Regions from separate parts of the Homo sapiens genome. Here region 2 is linked to region 1. A link is a loop called in an ENCODE intact Hi-C map of the cell type or tissue named here. Cell type or tissue: PC-3. All regions are shown on one strand.

Region 1 (2,500 bases):
TGTAATTGTAATAGGAAGCACCTTATTGATGTAGTTTAAAGTAGAAAACACATTTTTGTGTGAATGCTAAGGGATGCTGTAACGTGATTCATCTTTACCAGTGGATGAGACATCCATCATAAAAGAGGATTAAAGGTGGGGCTTGTATTGATTCATGGGGAGTAAATAGTTTTGAGAGTGTAGCAGAAAGATGACAAAACAAGAGAATCCAGGAAAGTGTGGCAAATGCCATTATGTTAAATTCAGCATTGAGCTGCAAAATAGAGTAGGATGAATTATTGAATTCCCAAGTTGAGGTTAAAGAAAATATGTAGTATGGAGAAAGACACTGAAAAGTCTGAAAATTTAGGTGGCTGTGAGGAGTAAACCACAATTTAAGAGTTGAAGCTTACAAGAGCACTCCTGACAGTTGACTAATTTGAGTGTTCCATCTTGAGAGAGTTTTGCTAAAGAAAAAAGAGTGAGGATTTCCCAAATTAAAATGATAGTAAAGTAAATAGAGGTTTTAAATAATGTGAAATTTTACTTCTGGTTGAGTAATTTTTCCAGCATATCATTCAACAGTGGCTTTGACAGAGAAGAGCAGTACTCAAGAATACAATTCCACTAAAACAGAAATTCCTAAGCCAAACTTTTTATTTCATTAAAATTAATGTGTTTTCTCACCACTCCCTGAAACAGACCCTCTTACCAGTATACAAGGTTGAGAGTAATTCCTCTTTGAACTCCAGTTCTTGTTAACATGGATGCTGCTGCGACTCTGTATCTCAGAGCCTGCATCTCCTTCCAGTTAAATTTTGGATCAATGAGAATGTGGCCATTGCTCTTTTCCTCAAGGGTTAGTTTTTTGTATTCATAATCAGCCACTGATGATTGGCAACCATTTTTGAAGAATTTTTTTCATGTTTTCATATCTCTTCATTACTAAGACTACATTTAAGTATTTGCATAGTATCAATTTGCATAATGTACTCCATCAGCATTTATGTGACATTTTACTGTTTCATCTCTTCTATTGTCTCGTTGCCCTCTGCCTTTCATTGTCACATGGTTAAAAAAAAGAAAAGCTCATTTCAATGACAAAGACATCCACAGTTGGAGCATAAACACATGTCCAGGCTTACTATTACTATTTTAGATAAAACTCTGGGTAATAAGGCAAGGATTTTTTTACTTGGTTGCATCTGGTTCACATTTTTTTTAGTGTTAATCAATAAATATTGAGCTACCTGAAGGTGATTGACGATCAGGTAACCTATATTTATAATTGTTCTTCAAAACTAAATTACATTTTTGTAACTAACTTGTAGCAATATGAGCCCTTACAATGCTTCCTGACCCAGTTCAAATGCTACTTATCATAAAATCTTTTCTGATTTCCCCAGGCATAGTTAATTATTTCCTCGTCTGTGTTAGTAAAGAACTCTGCTCATATATGTCATTTATCATTTACCACATTGTGTTGTGCAATCTGTTTGCAGGTCTGAATCTTTCTTTAGACTTTGACTTGCTTGAGGGTTGAGGCTGTCTTCTTTATCTTTCCTGCAAAAGCAGTAAATGTGTGATTCATAAATGTGTGATTCATAACATTTCTTAAATTTTTTTTATGTTGTAAAGTATATAAAGAAAAATATACAAATTATCAGTGTACAACTGGATGAGTCACAACGTGTATTCAACTTTGCCATGAAATGGCTGCTCAGAATCACTCTGTCACTCTGAGCATCCCCTCAGACCCACCTGCTCAACTCCTCAGTCACTCTTCCTTCCCTGTGTGTCAGAGTAATCACATTCAGACTTTCAGTACCGAGACTAGTGTTTTAGTAAATAGTAAAAATACTATTTTACATAGTTTTTGGATCCTATATATTTTGGGTAGTTTTTTTATTTCTTTCTTTTTCTTTTTATTTTATATAAATGTAAATAAAACACAAACTCATAAGTGGAAGACCTAGCATAATTTAAAATTAATCAATAAAAATGTCCAGTAGTGTTAATAATGCTTATGTAATCTGAACACACAACGAAGATATGTGATACACTAAAAAGTAATTGACAATTATTTATCTTATTCTTCCAGGAATATAGGAACAGATATTTTACTTCTTGTCTCAACCAACATGCAATTTCTAAGCTAGAAATTTAATGGTTGTTATGAACCGAATGTTTGTCACCCCAAAATTCGTATGTTGGTGCACTAACCCCCAATGTGGTATTGTTTGGAGCTGGGACTTTTGGGAGGTAACTAGGGTTAAATGAGCTGTCAGTATGGCCCTCATAATGGGATTGCCTTTATAAGAATAGACACTAAAGAGGTTGTTTGTGCCCCCCACACCCACCTCATTCACCAAGAAGAGATCATGTAAGTACACAAAGAAGAGGAAACTATCTGCCAGCTACAAAAAGAGCCCTTACCAGACTCCAACCATGTAGCTTATTGGCACCCTAATCTTGGACCTCCAGCCTTCAGAACTGTGAGAAAATAAATTTCTGTTGTTTA
Region 2 (2,500 bases), 130 kb before region 1:
TAAAACCTAGGTTTTATTTCTGAGTTAACTGTTGGTTTCATTATTGATTTCTTATGTCTGTTGACTATTTTATTTCTTTAATAAATGTACTTTCATAATATTTTATATTATCTAGCTAGGCAAATTCTCCTCTAGATCATTTCATTTCTCCAATTATCTTAGTTATATATGCTAAGATATATAAGTATACTTAGCTATACATGCTAAGAATTTTTATTTTACAAAATAAGCTTGGAATTTGCTTGGAATTGTATTAAACTATTATTATATTAGGGTAAAGTTGAAATCCAATCTAGGAACATAGTCAAAGTTTATTTTGATTTCTCAATGTAATTATAGAAAGCCTCCTAAATCTCAAAAATATGTACAAAGGTTTGTATCTATAAGGGCTACTAAACCCATAAATTAAAAGAGAATTCTGCTTCTAGAAAGCTAAAATTTTGTCATATAAATTCTGGTTTTGGTTCAAAAACATCATTTCTGTTTGATTTGTCAGAAACCAACATCCCTCATACTACAAGAACTGTAGGCAACAACAACAAAAACATCTTTTAGCACTAATACTGAAGAAAAAACTATGTTGTATTAGAATAAATGAATATATAATTTGAAGGGTAATATAATAAACATCAAGAGTTCCTGTAGGTCTATAAAAAAAGTCTATTCAGATTATTTTGTGGTTTCATCAACAGATTCTTAAAGCATTAAGCCTTGGGTAACAATCATTCTTTAAAATTCATTCATAGACACATCAAATATAAAGCAAACTTTTTGGTATTAACATATTTTTATTGTGTTAATTGCATTCTCTATGTTTTAAAATGCTTTCTGTCCTTCCACAGTGGTAACATCGAGGAGTTGAGAGAATAAAAATTAAGTACTGTATTCTCTTTTAGAATCAGCTTAATTCCTCATCTACTTTCACAAAAATCCCAGAGGCCTACTTAGAACTTTTCCACTAGGCTCAGAATGTAAGGCTAGTACCAATCTTAAGGAAAGGCCATTCCTTCTTATTTTCCACAGGAAAAAAAGAGACTTTAAGCATGGCTATTTAACCTGGTTTTAAACTCTCTTGAGATTATCCAGACTAAAGATTGTGAGTTTGTATTTTTGCCTGGGGAGACAAACAGCTAGTTGCCTACTGGAACCTAGAGTCATTCTTTTGATTGATAAAGAGTATTCTTTCTCTGTTTCCTCAGTTTCTTCCTTTTGAGTCAGCTCATCTCGCTTCCTGGTCCAAAACCCTGAACTCAAAGAAAGCTAAAGTTTTTACGAAGTCTTAAGTGACCTACATGATCCTTCATGCTCTAGTCTCCTAGCTTTGTCTTTCCTTCTATCGTCCCAAAAAACAAAGCCTCAGACAAGCATTTACAAGCAAGAAACTTATTATTTTGAAAGTGACTTTCAAGACTCAGAGAAAGGGAACAAGAGGAAGGAGAAAAGTATGCCCACGGATGTGTCATTGAGATGGTTATCTCTGGGCAACTCAATCCTGCCAGGTCCTTCTGAGGTCATGAATATTGTGCCTATACATTGTTCAAAAGCAGACTGAGACGCAATACAATTTTAAAGAGTTTGAGTAAACAGTGACTCATGAATCAGTAATCTCCAAACCAGAGTGGTTCAGAAGCTCCACCAAGGAAATGCAAGGGGGAGGCTTTTATGGGGCAAATACAGAAGTAAAGCAAAGAAAATATTTGATTGGTTACAGTTACATTGTTGCCTATTTGATCTATCCCACTGGAAAGTCCCTAGTTATAAAATTACAAGGTCTGTCCCTGCTTCTGACCAGTTAAGCCTAAATGCTATTTTTCTTTCATGTAGACATTTACAAAAAATGGCCCCAATTAAGTTTCACTTATGTTTGCAAATCAAGCAAGGTTAAGGTTATTTATGAGGCCTAACTAGCTTTGTCTGCTGAGGAATTCTTCAGGCTCATTCTTCATTTTAGTTTAACGATATGATTGGGGAATTCTTATTCACCAGCAGTCATCTCCCACTGGTTTTGGGCTTTTCCAGGGGATGTTAACTGCACACTTCCACATTTACTTAGGAGCAAGCCCTGCGAGCCCCAGATGTGCAGTGATACCTACTGGGTCCTACCTGTCGAGGTGAAGCAGTGATGGCCAGAGCAAAGGAGAGATAAAAGACAGAAAAGATGTTCCGTAGGCCCCTACTCATCCACATGTACACAATTCCTCTCTGAGTTCCCTTCGTACTATTCTCCGTCCTGTTGGCTGCTCCTTGAATGCATCAGGCACAAATTCTGCCTTGAGGTCTTTGCATCAGCTATTCCTCCTGTGTGAAATGCTGTTCCCCCAGACATACCACTTTCCTCTAGTCTTTGCTCAGACTGTATCTTTTCAAAAGGGCAGAAACTGATCATGCTTATTAATATCACAACATAACCTTCCTCCTTTCCCACAACTCACACTCTCAACCCCCACAAACTCAATCCTCAAAACTTTCTCTATTTGTTTTCTTCTTTCTTTAACAATTA

The links. Hi-C counts contacts between places; a loop is a spot of excess contacts. Peaks named below come from ENCODE experiments on the same cell type or tissue, not always from the same donor. Only the 100,000 strongest peaks of a DNase experiment are listed, where the experiment ranks them.
Region 2: it touches region 1 in a loop (3-fold over the local background); 1 of 110 quality-filtered maps calls a loop at or near these places.

What each region holds. Positions count from the first base shown.
Region 1 is chr3:87,205,352-87,207,851 of GRCh38, reverse strand. No RefSeq gene overlaps it. Among named protein-coding and RNA genes, the nearest start is that of MIR4795, 20 kb to the left of the region's middle. In PC-3, no CTCF peak of the experiment used is centred here; DNase peaks (open chromatin) are centred at 111 and 1,551; H3K4me3 peaks cover 1,063 bases; H3K27ac peaks cover 2,384 bases.
Region 2 is chr3:87,332,616-87,335,115 of GRCh38, reverse strand. No RefSeq gene overlaps it. Among named protein-coding and RNA genes, the nearest start is that of POU1F1, 57 kb to the right of the region's middle. In PC-3, no CTCF peak of the experiment used is centred here; a DNase peak (open chromatin) is centred at 1,505; H3K4me3 peaks cover 900 bases; H3K27ac peaks cover 2,252 bases.